Linked DNA regions of Homo sapiens: region 1 is linked to region 2. The links are chromatin contacts, found by Hi-C or POLR2A ChIA-PET in ENCODE. All regions are on one chromosome and are shown on one strand. The core of a region is the stretch at or near the end of the contact, and the rest is flanking DNA. Distances in the headings are between cores, read along the strand shown.

Region 1 (6,093 bases), core at 345-2,844, 200 kb before region 2:
GGTTTTTGCCTGCAAAGATCAGAAGCCACACTCTGAAGCCAGTTTGTTAAAGGATGTTAGGTAAGCCATAGACTCTCCAGGAAGAACTCGCAGGGAACAGGTTTGAAGGCAGCACAGCCCGGAGCAAGCCCACCCTTGCCACTATCTGCAGGTGCAGATTCAGTAGCCCATTCCACTTGGCGCTATCACCAAACTTGTGGCGCTGCTGCTTCTAGAAACTGGAGGTCTGCAGTTATTCCTTCCAGCATGGATTCCACCAGGTGCCTCCTTTTTTAGGACATTAGCTCCCAGCTTACAGGCTTCTGTGATGTGTGTGACTGATCATGTGTCTGTGCTCCAGCTGCAAGGGAGGCTGGAAGGCTAATTTCTGGCTTCTATAGCCAGGAGGCACAGACACTAGAGGGAGAATTCCTTTACAAAGGAGCTGGGCGACTAAGTGTAAGAACAATTGTCCACAAGGAAGGAGCAAGGACTAACACTGATTGCGCACTTAATAATGTTCCAGGCACTTCGCTAAGCATTTTATATAAGATAAGGGAATAAACCCTGTATCTAATCTTCACAGCAATCTCATGATGCTGTCCTTGTTTTCATTTTACACATGAGGAAACATTTTTAGCGAGATTAAATGACTTGCTGAAAAGGTCACACAGCTCCTAAGCAGTGGAGACAGGAACTGAATCTAGGAAGTCTGATCCAAGGACACTGGGATTATGAAGCCCATTTTATAGATGAGGAAATTCTAAGTTAGAGAGGTTAAGTAACTTGTCCAAGGTCACATAGCTTGTAAATGATCAAGCAAAGATATAATTCCAGTTTGGCCTGGCTCCAAAGCTGGTGCTCTGTTTCCTGTTCTCTATGGCCTTGAGCAATTATTGAGCCCCAAAAGAATACAGAGGCTAGCAAATCCCATAAGCAGAGGCTTGTCAAAAATACCTTATGTGGGCTGGGTGTGGCGGCTCATGTCTGTATTCCCAGCACTTTGAGAGGCTGAGGTAGGAGGATCACTTGAAGCCAGAAATTTGAGATCAGCCTGGGCAACAGAGCAAGACCCCGCATCTACCAAAAAAAGAAAAAAATATTGGACAGGCATGGTGGCATGCACCTGTTGTCCTAATTACTGGGTTACTTGGGAGGCTGAGGTGGGAGGATCACTTGAGCCCAGAAGTTTGAGGCTGCTGTGAACCATGATCATACCACTGTACTCCAGCCAGGGCAACAGAATGAGACTGTCTCTAAATTAAAAAAAAAAAAAGAAAAAGAAAAGAAAAAAAAAGGAAAGAAAAAAGGCTTACGTGGGAAGCAATGACTGTATGAAGAGCTGAGAATAAGACGAGTGACCTGGCACAGGTAGATTCTTTCCTGGGATCTCAGATTCCCCCTAGAAGGCCCTGGGTCTGTGCTTGTCAAAGGAAGGAATGGGTGAATGAGCAAACGGTGCAGGGAGGAGGATGACAGAGGAGGGTCTCTATTATTATTCATATCATTCTAACAGTCCGCAAATATCTACCCAAATCTCTAGAGCTTTGATCTCGAGTCCCCGCCCCTTGGAGTGTCCTGCTTGGTTGTGGAGGCTGCTGCTGCTGCTGCAGCCTCTTGGCTTCAGGCTCTGAAGCACTCCCCATCTCAGGCCCAAACAGGAATAAAATCAGTTCCTTTCTCTGTTCCTCTTACTAGACTGAGATCCACTGGGATTGTCTGAGGGAATTCTTGTGAAACCAGAAAGAAAGTTCAAGAAATGATGCAACAACAACAAAATAAAACCCAGGAGAAATAGTACGACAAGAAGTTAAAAGATCGTGAGGAGAGGTAAGGCCTGGTGGGTCCTCACCTGCCTGTTTTTGAAAATCTCGTATTGGAGTTCCTGTCTATTTTCATCCCCTCTTCAAGTCATTCATTCATTCATTCATTCATTCATTCATTCAACAGATCTTCACTGGGTGCCTATTCTGTGGCAGGGATTGGGAATAGATGGAATTGTGAGCAGAACAGACAAGGTCTCTGCCCCCATGGGCTCACAGTCTGGTGCCAGAGGCAGACAGGCAGACAGGCCAGTGCTGAGTGAGTGCCATCGGTGATGAGAGGGATGGGCTGTACTTTCAGATGGGGTCTCCTGAGCTGGCCATGGTGGCTAGGGAAGCTTCCTAGGATAGGCATGGGCCAGGAAGCTTCCATATGTCATTTTGTTGATTTCTCACAACTGTGTGAGGTTGCTCTTGTTGCTTCCATTTACAGATGAGGAAACTGAGGCTCAGAGAAGAAAAGTTCCTTGCCCAAGTCACCCACACCAGTGTTGATCTGGCTCCCTACCTCCTGCTCTTAGCACGACCTATCTGGCCTCTAACAATTTTTAACACTTTTTAAGATTGCGCTGTGGCCTCAATTTTCTCCAAGAGTTACCTTGATCTCTCCCCAGGAAGATCAAAGCTGTCGGAGAACACATGAGTATCAGAAGCAGAGTGTGGGTGCAGAGGGGTCCTGGGTGAATAACCCTGCAAGGACAGACAGTCCCTAAGGACGGCTCTGCACCCACATGCTGGGTGTGACACTCATGTGTCCTCCGATGGCTTTGATATTCCTGAGCTTTCTTCCCACCCGGGAATCCCTCAGTCTGTCTTTGCTGCTACCAGCACCCTCAGCCTCAGAGACATGCCATCCTCACCCGAACTCAGGCCAAACTCTCAAACATGATTCCTTTCATCTCTTGCCCTCACCATGACTCAGTCATGTTGGGGTTGTCAGAAGGAGCATTTGTCAAGATGGAGGGAAACCTCAGGGAAGTGAATCAACACCAAACCCATAAGAGTCAAGCTTGAGATTCAAAGGTGGGGTGTGTGTGGGGAGGAAGGTTAGCTTCCCCAAGTTCTCTGCTCATTGGGAGCCCCAAGTGGAGACTCTGCCTGTCATTGACCCCTTCATTCAATGGGTAATCACTGAGGGCCTACTCTGTGCCAGGCATGGGGCTAGTAGCTGGGGCTACTACAGTGACCCAGGCAGAGTCTGCCCCCATAGAGTCTTGTCGGAGAGACCAACAGGTAACAGCCACCTCCATACAGTATGCTGCATTCCATTAGGGGGAAGCCCAGGGACTCTGGGCCACACAGCAGAAACAACTAACACAGTCTTGGGAGGCAGGGAACATTCTTTGGAGAAAGTGTTGGGTCAACACACCAGGAAGATGTTGGATTTGATATTTGATATTTGGTGGAGGTGATATTTGGTGGAGGTGATATTCAATGGAGGTGGTGTGCATGTGTGTTTGTGTGTGTGTGTGTGTGTGTTTGTGTGTGTTGGGGGTGGGCAGTTCTGGGTAGGGGGAACTGCATCAGTGAAGGCCTGGAGGTGTGACTGAAAGTGGCCCACTGGAGGAGCTGGAACTTGAACTTCCTGGGGCTACTGTGCAGAGGGTGAGGAGGGGCTGAAGAGGGATGACGAGGTGCTGGTGGGAGTAGGCGGTCAGTCGTGGAGGACTTGCTCATGGTGGGGAGACTGAACTGTACCCCGAGAGCCACAGAGAAGCACATGTCCCTTTTGTTTTCACCTTTTTCTAGCCCTGCAGTGGAGGAGGAGAACCTGTTGGCCAGGAACTGCCAACAGCTTTTGTTCTGGATAAGCCCCTCGTGGAGGAGGACAAGGCAAGAAGATGGGTCTTCATCCTAACCCACGGAAGCAGCGCTGGACTGAGAAGCACCACCTGCGAAACTCCCAGCCCCACTGAGTAACCTCCAGGGCAGGGGCATGTCCCTGCTTACGAGCTCCCACCAGCCCGTCACACCCCCCCACCCACCTCAGAGGCTCCTGCCCCTGACCTGAGTGAGCTGTGTCTGAGTTGGGTCCCTCCTCCCTCCAAGGAGTGTGCTCTATGGACAACAGCCTCTATCCTCATTTGTCCCTTCCTCCTAGCGCCTCCTTCTGCACCCCTGACCCCGCTCCATGCTGTCACCTCCTCTGTATGGCAGCTGGGCCTCGTCTGTCCTGGGACGGTGGCAAGCATGTACAGAAGTCATCTTCCTTATTTCTCACTACCCCCAGCTTCCCAGATGGGAAACTGAGGCTCAGAGAAATGACATAACTCAGCTGACAAAGGATCTGAGTGGGTCTGACCCGCAAGCCCACCCTCTTCACCTCATGCTGTCTAAAACAATTACAGACACCTCCCACGAGCAGGAAAGCTCTGGAAATGTCTTCTTGGAAAGCAAGCAGCTACCCATGAACAGTGAGTCTCTGTCCCAGGTATTTCTTGTCTCTGGGCCTCAGTTTCCTCACCAGACTCCTCAGTGTGTGGAACAAATGCAGTGGCAATGAAGGAACGAGGGCACCAGGGAGGGCGGGCTCCACTGACTTTCTGAGTCATGGAAAATCCATGGTCCAAAAAGCTCTTAGCATTTTCTCTGCCCCTGGGTCTCACATCCATCTCAGGCCATGCCAGCCCCCAAGCCCCAGGGGTCCTACTGTTCTCCCTCCTCTCAGGCCAAAATGAGAACAAAGCGAGTTCCTTCCCTCCATTCCCCTCGGCATGACTAACACATGCTGGGGTTTTCCCAAAGGAACTTCTGTCAGCCCTAATGGAAAACTGCAAAATACAAAGGAAACAAAGCAAATTCAGAATCCACAGCAAATAGTCATGTTTGAGGTACAAAAAGTTGGGGCAGGGGATGCTCGTTGAGAGCATTCCCTTCATACTAGTTTTTTTTTTTTTTTTTAAATTTTAGGTGGAGTCTCGCTTTGTCACCCAGGCTAGAGTGCAGTGGTGCGATCTCAGCTCACTGCAGCCTTGACCTCCTGGTTCAAGTGATCCTCCCGTCTCAGCCTCCTGAGTAGCTGGGATTATAGGCACCCGCCACCACACCTGGCTAATTTTTTGTATTTTTAGTAGAGACGAGGTTTCACTATGTTGGCCAGGCTGATCTCGAACTCCTGACCTCAGGTGATCCACCCACCTCAGTCTCCTAAGTAGCTGGGATTACAGGCACATGCCACCACACACGGCTAATTTTTTGTATTTTTAGTAGATATGGGGTTTCACCATGTTGGCCAGGCTGGTCTGGAACATAATAGTTCTTAACTGGAACCCTATCTTGAGTTCTTTGGGCCCCTGGATTTTCCAGTGTATGTTCCCAGGGGTGTTAATTAATATAAAATAACCCCAAACAAAACTCTTGTGATCAAATCCAGTGGAAAACATGGAGATAAACAAACCAAACCTTTTTTTTTTTTTTGCAGGACTTCTCAAAGCTTTTGGCCTTGGCCTCCCAAGGTGCTGGGACTACAGGCGTGGGTCACTGCACCTGGCCAAAGCTTTTGTTTGCTTAAAGTGCTTTGTAAGTTTATAAGAGGAGGCTACAGAACCCAGAAATCACCTATGGATTTGACCACGAGATGCGCTGCTGAATTCATGGTGGGAAATGCTGATGATCTCTGATGGAGGCTGCTGGGTGGCTGCTGCCCTCACCCTGACCTGTCCTCCCCAGCTGGACGGGGGACTTCTAGGAGGGGGAGGGTCCCCACTGAAGATGGACACATGTCCTGTCAGAGTTTCTGAGAAGCTCCAGCCCTTAGGCAGAATGGGACAAGGAGAAACAGACTTGGGTCTGTACTCGGGACTGCAGAAGCCGAGCATGAGGAGTTGTGGGGACAGTGCCCCTCCTTCATCCCCACCTCCCAGCCCCCCAGTATCTCCTTCTCCCCCTGATCCTTCCCTTGATCAGGCCAGGGCCCTGTCATTGTCCCAACAAATGCCTACCGCCAGTTCATCGCACCTTGTTTTCTCTGATGTCCTCGCAATCACACACCTTGTGCCCCTGAGCTGGGTACACGATCCTTTGCAATGTGTGCTACGAGAACTGTATTGCTAATAATAAAGACAAAATTTAATGACTCCACTGGCTGAGCTTCTGGTAGGTCCCAGGCACGTTAGACAGACTATTTCATTAATTCTCACCTCGGCAATTTGAGGAAGGTCTTGCTGTCTCAGTATCCTGAGTCTTAGACAGGTTCAATGACTTGCACAAGGTCACATAGCTTTTAAGTGACAGGGCCTGGCTGCCTTGGCTCTGAAGTGAGTTCTCTTTGCAACAACCTACCCAGCTGAGC
Region 2 (5,981 bases), core at 2,206-4,705:
ATGTAGTAATTATATTGGAACAGGAGCCTCCTAGGCTTTTTTTTTTTAATAACTCATTGTTCCTCTAGAAGATTTGCAAGAATTTCCTTCTGAAATTTTAAATGTAAATTTTATTTTGTTTATTGTGCAGAAGTAACATATATTTTCAAAGAATTTGGAGAGAAGAAAAAAAACATTCATAATCCTGTCATTTAATAGCATCCAGTGTCATTGTGGTGTGTTTTCTTTAATCTCTCAATTGTCCCCATTTTAATAATAGTTTAATTTTGTTGTGACTATCTTTTGTGTACCTTACTCTGGATAAGCATATTGCTGTCGAGTAGGGTCACCATTGTTTGACCAATTGTTCTAAGTTGCTCCAAACAGATGGGATATAATCTATATCTGATGGGATATAATTATGTTTAAATTACTCCAAATTGTTGGTATATAATTGTATCATCAACTTAGAAATAATTGAAATCAGAGAGTTAACAAGAAACTGTACTATTGCTGAATTCTATCTTTATTTACACATTGACTCATAATTCTTCTTCAACACAGCATATCTATGGTTAACAAGATGTTTTTCTCACTGCCCTTGATTTCTGTCCTTAGGTAATAACAGATCAGATTGTTTGTGAAATTCTTCAACATTTCAGTAGAATGGTGATTGGGCTGATAATGCAGTGGGAATCAGAAGATCTGGGTCCTAGCTAGATGATACTAAGCAAGGCATTTCTCCATTCTGAGCCTCAGTTTCCCCTTCGTAAAACGAACGGTTTGGATGAGTTGACCATTAGGATCCCCAATATCTTGTTCCAAGATTTTCCCTCTCTCTTTTAACCATTTTCATATTTAGGATCTATGTTAGGAGGTAAGAGGGAGGAAGAGAAGAGCCAAATGCAAAGCCATCTGGTTTTTGGTCTGTAGCTGTAGCTGGGAGGCTTGGAAGCTGCTTGGATTGGTAGCTGTAGCTGGGAGGCTTGGAATCTGTTGTCTGCTTTATCCTCTGCTAGCAAGGACATAGGAAGCCCCTCCTCTTTCTGGCCAATGTATGCCTCCTCAGGCCCATACTTGAATTTTTTCCTCATTGCCTCTTTAGGATATCAAATAAGGCTCATCTTACATCTTGTGACAAAACAGAAGTGGTGTCATATGCACGGTCAGTTCAGATTACTCATGCTTCTTGGATAATTGTTCCTAAATAATAAACTATTACGAATCATCAAGTTCAAACAAGTCTGGCATCTGCGTAAAGCCCACTCCAATTATTGTATAAAAGTCTGTATTGGTAAGATCAAAGCTCCAAGCTTAATAATCAGATATATAAATTTATTGCAGCAGAACTTCTCTAAGTAATGAACATCTCAATTCTGTGTGTTTGAAGTCTTGGTTTACCGAAGTTCACTGTGGGCATTACTTTAAGAATGTGCACAGGCGCTGCGTACAGCAGGCATACCTGTGTGACCCTGGAAAGGTCCTGGTAAATTTCTGGTCAAGGCAGCCAATACCCTCTCCATGGTCCTGATCATGTGCGGCCCCTTTGCTGCACTTGGCACTTCTAACATCACCTCCTCTTGGAAGCACCCTCCTTCCTGCCCTTCTGGGATGCCATGAACTTGTTTTTATCATTTTTTTCTCACCATTTCTCCATTTATCACAGATTCTTTTTCCTTCTCCTGATCTCTGATTGGGAAATTCTCCAAAGTTTGGTCCTCAGCTCCTTGTTGCTCTTCTCTTTGTACTCTCCCTTGGCCCAGTTCTCTAACTCTCTCACTTGTACTAAACCTTATCTGTATCATCATCCCTGCCATAAATTCTAGTCTTGCATGGACTGTTGCAATAGTCTCTTTGCTGAACTCTTTGCCTCCAATCTTTCCTTCATTTTTCAAAAACAGATAAATATTTGCTAAAACATTTCCTAAAACACCTTTTGTCACACCACACTTAGGTTCAAAAGCTTATACTGGCTCTACAGCTTCTGGGGAAGTCCAAGCTGCTCCACTTCACCATCGAGACCCCCTACCATAGGGTCCCCATACAATCCCCCATAAAGCTTTAATTTCTAGCACTTCCCTTCACAACTCTCCCCTTCCTGCTGCCTAGACTTACCCTGGTCCTTCAACCATGCCTTGGGCTTTCCCACCCCATTCCTGTGTGCACATTATTCTCCTCACCTGCACTTCCTACTTTTCTCCCCTCTGCTTCTTAGAAGCCTCCCTATCCCAGCACAAATCCATTCATCCATTCCTAAGAGCCTCCAATCCTGGAGCTGCTCGCCCTCCCCAGTGTGTAAACCACTCAGTTATCACTTGTCAACTTCTGCCTCAGATTATTATTTCCTGTTCATCCCTTCATCACTCTACCCACACCCATTCAACAGTGCCTACCAGGTGCCTAGAGCTGGGGATTCAAAGACAAACTAGACCCTGCCCTTGCCTTCAGGGACCTCAAATAGAGACAGAGAGACAAGCACATAAGTCATGACAGTGTCATGCTCAAGGTAAAAAGAGAGCTTGGAGAGGAGAAAGGGACGGCCTGTCTGAAGAAGGGAAGGAAGTAAGCCATTTATATTTAAGCCAAGTGTTGTGATGAAAAGAAAAGTGATCTGCTTTGGAATCCTAGGTCCACAACTTATTATCCTCACCCTCTATGCCTTGGTGTTCTCATCTATAAAATGGGAATTATACAGTTTACCTTTAAGAGTTCTGGTGAGGAATAATGGACATCTAAGTTCTGCATGTTTGAGGATCATGTTTGTAAAAAGGATCTAGTTTGTGAAAAGTGTCCACACTACCTTGGGCTTGTGCAGTTTCTTAACAAGTAAGAACTTCTTCTGACCATAGCATTGAGTCCTATTTTCCACCCCTCCCAGTGTCTATTACATCGCCCTGGATGAAATTGTCATAGTGGATATCTATTATTTGGTTGATTGACGTCATCATGGACATGAAAAAAGCCCATCATATCAGGAAACATGGCCATCAGGAACTGTCCCAGAAAGGATCTATTCCTCTTTCTGAGAACCATGAATTTGGAATTTGGCACTTGGAAATGTGACCTAGCAAAAGACACAGGGCAAGAGCTATGCTTTTCCATTTCACCAAGGAGAGCCAGAGCTTGCCAAAGAGTTAGGGGCCTCAAGCCACAAAGCAGAACAGCAATACTGTCTCTTGACCTGCTGCACCCCACTGAAGAAGGCCAGGGCTTTCATGAGTCCAGGTCTTTGAAGTCACACCATGAAGCTCTTACATCATGACACACAGCATGGAAGAGGAGTCCCGACTTAGCGAGAAGCCCAAGTAAAGTATTTTATGAGGGGAGAGACTCTTCTGAAGAAACACAACAAATGGAGGGAAGGGCTTTTGACAATCACCAAATGAGCAAAAAAAAAAAAAAAAAAAAGGGGTTGTCTTACGTGTCCACACCCTCCATGGACGAGGTATAAATGCTCCCTGGAGGAAGGAGACCCACCGCTCTACAACCTGGAGATTTTGGACTCTGTCTTCAGCTGGACACTCCCTCCCTGCACCATGTCTTACAGTTGTGGCCTGCCCAGCCTGAGCTGCCGCACCAGCTGCTCCTCCCGGCCCTGTGTGCCCCCCAGCTGCCACGGCTGCACCCTGCCCGGGGCCTGCAACATCCCCGCCAATGTGAGCAACTGCAACTGGTTCTGTGAGGGCTCCTTCAATGGCAGTGAGAAGGAGACCATGCAGTTCCTGAACGACCGCCTGGCCAGCTACCTGGAGAAGGTGCGTCAGCTGGAGCGGGACAACGCGGAGCTGGAGAACCTCATCCGGGAGCGGTCACAGCAGCAGGAGCCCTTGGTGTGTGCCAGCTACCAGTCCTACTTCAAGACCATTGAGGAGCTCCAGCAGAAGGTGAGGAGTGGGCGACACAGTGCCTCCAGTAGGAAGTTGTCGGGAGAGAATCCGAGTTGTGATTGAGAAACAACGTAAGCTCTTGATGTGAATGAAAAGCTGAAAACTGGCCTTTCCATTTTGTTTTTTGAGGGCCCATCTAATACTAGACTTGGGACTGTTAGGTCTAAATATTTGCATAGTGTTAGTCTATGTGGAGGTAGCAGCACTTTGCATAAATGAGCTGTAATTAAAAACTACCTCTGAATGCTTCCATGCACCTGCCAAGCTCCAGAATTATTACCCTGAGGTGAGAGAAAAGGACTGAGTCCAAAGGAAGCTGGGGAAACGGAATCTTTTGTAAAGACTGGGCCATTTTCTTTCTCCCTCATCTGAGCTTTTTGCCCCTTGGACTGCTGGCTGCCTCTCTCTTCTAGGTTCCTACTTATCCTGATTTCATTGTCCTCACCTTCATGCCTCTGGGCTTCTCCTGGTGCACAGTGTCCAGTGAGAGCCTAAAATGTTTGGCCCAAATTGGGAAGATTGGAAATTACCTAGGACAAAGTAGTCCCAGTTGTCTGGGACATCTGGGAACATGTGGCTTCTTCCCTGATCCAGTCCCCTGCAATTGCTAGTTTACCTATTTGTCTTTTCTGCTTGATTGAAAGTTTCTTGAGGGCAGGATCAAGTGCTTACCAATTTTTGTATCCTCAGCTCCTAGTATCATGCCAGAAACATAGTAGGTGTTTTTCATAAATGTCAACTATTATGATCAGCTTCTCAGTATTGCTCATTAGGATAGAAAAAAGATTATCTACTTATACTTTTTGCATATTTTGGTGTTCTTTTTTTGAATATAATTTTGGAAATATTCATTGAGTACCTGCTGTATATAGAAAGCATTTAATAAGATAGACATCCTGATCCTTCCAAGGAAGTGAATTAGGAAGGACTGCCATTGGTGAAAAATTACCAAGTCCTTGCTCATTCTTGAATGTTTTGGGCCTTCTAGATCCTGTGCAGCAAGTCTGAGAATGCCAGGCTTGTGGTGCAGATCGACAATGCCAAGCTGGCCTCAGATGACTTCAGGACCAAGTGAGTGGGCAAGCGGGGTGTTGCTGTTTATTTCTCTTCTCTGGCAGCCCTCCTTTCCTTTAGCCTGTTGTCAACACAAGTTAAACAAACAGTGACTGAGCTATGTTCTAGCTGCTTTCTCCAAGATTCACAGAGCCACCACACACCGTAGCTCAGAGATCCTTTCCCCAGGCCTTAGACTTCCTTTCCTCCTTCTTCTCCTCTGTGACGTGACACCCCTAGTCGTACTGTGAGTTAGTGTAGACGTGTTGGCCCCCGATGTTCTCCTATGCACAGAACCCATTCATGAGAATGGAGAATGTGGAAGCATATTATTTTGGAAGTCTTACAGTTTGTCAGCTTTTATCCTAAATCCACTGGCTTTCTTCTTTTTTTTAGAGACAGGGCCTTGCTCTGTCACCCAGGCTGGAGGGCAGTGGTGCAATCATAGCTCAGTGTAACTTCAGATCCTCAGACTCCTGGGCTCAAGCAACCCTCTCCCCTTAGCCTCCTGAATAGCTAGGAATATAGAAGTCTATCCACTGGATCTTTAAACGTAAAATTACCAGTGCATTTTCTTCCAGCTCGATGCTGAAAACCTAAACAAAAGAGATGGCTATAAAAACTACAAACCCTAATTCCTAGTTGCCTGACTAACCAAACCAAAGCAGAGTCAAGGCCAGGCCTATTCCTGCCCAGCCTGTTCCTGACCCTCCTGTGATCACAGATATGAGACCGAGCTGTCCCTGCGGCAGCTGGTGGAGTCGGACATCAATGGCCTGCGCAGGATCCTGGATGAGCTGACCCTGTGCAGGTCTGACCTGGAGGCCCAGGTGGAGTCCCTGAAGGAGGAGCTGCTGTGCCTCAAGCAGAACCATGAGCAGGTGAGTTCCCTGAAGAGTGATGGGCTCAGACTAGCCAGGACCTGTTTCACAACTGCCACAGGGTCCAGGACAGGCTGTCAGTAGAGGCTCAATTAGCTGAGGAAGTAATTCTGCATACAAAAAGGGATATGTAGAGAATGACTAATCTAAAAACCTGTGATATGAGATTAGGATTTTTCTG

The links. A loop is a pair of places that touch in the nucleus more often than their neighbours do. ChIA-PET counts read pairs that join two places held with the same protein, here RNA polymerase II (POLR2A). Pooled maps may share reads with other maps.
Region 1: a map of astrocyte of the cerebellum shows a loop between it and region 2 (4-fold over the local background). The contact joins the promoter of LINC00974 here to the promoter of KRT33A in region 2. A Hi-C loop is called at or near these places in 3 of 168 maps with a recorded cell type or tissue (CD4-positive, alpha-beta T cell, astrocyte of the cerebellum and naive thymus-derived CD4-positive, alpha-beta T cell), 3 of 37 single-sample maps with no recorded cell type and 10 of 50 pooled maps. POLR2A ChIA-PET finds 5 or more read pairs at or near these places in 2 of 52 experiments (CD4-positive, alpha-beta memory T cell and RWPE1).

The regions. Positions count from the first base shown.
Region 1 is chr17:41,549,996-41,556,088 of GRCh38, reverse strand. LINC00974 (long intergenic non-protein coding RNA 974) reads left to right here and starts at 1,594. Exons shown (of 3, transcript NR_038442.1): 1 at 1,594-1,809; 2 at 3,552-4,216; 3 at 5,224-6,093. RefSeq lists an enhancer at 3,274-3,774.
Region 2 is chr17:41,348,302-41,354,282 of GRCh38, reverse strand. It overlaps KRT33A (keratin 33A), which reads left to right and starts at 3,455. Exons shown (of 7, transcript NM_004138.4): 1 at 3,455-3,863; 2 at 4,855-4,937; 3 at 5,644-5,800. The coding sequence starts at 3,516. It overlaps LOC105371778 (a long non-coding RNA gene), which reads right to left and starts at 2,786. Exons shown (of 2, transcript XR_001753056.1): 1 at 2,680-2,786; 2 at 485-1,861.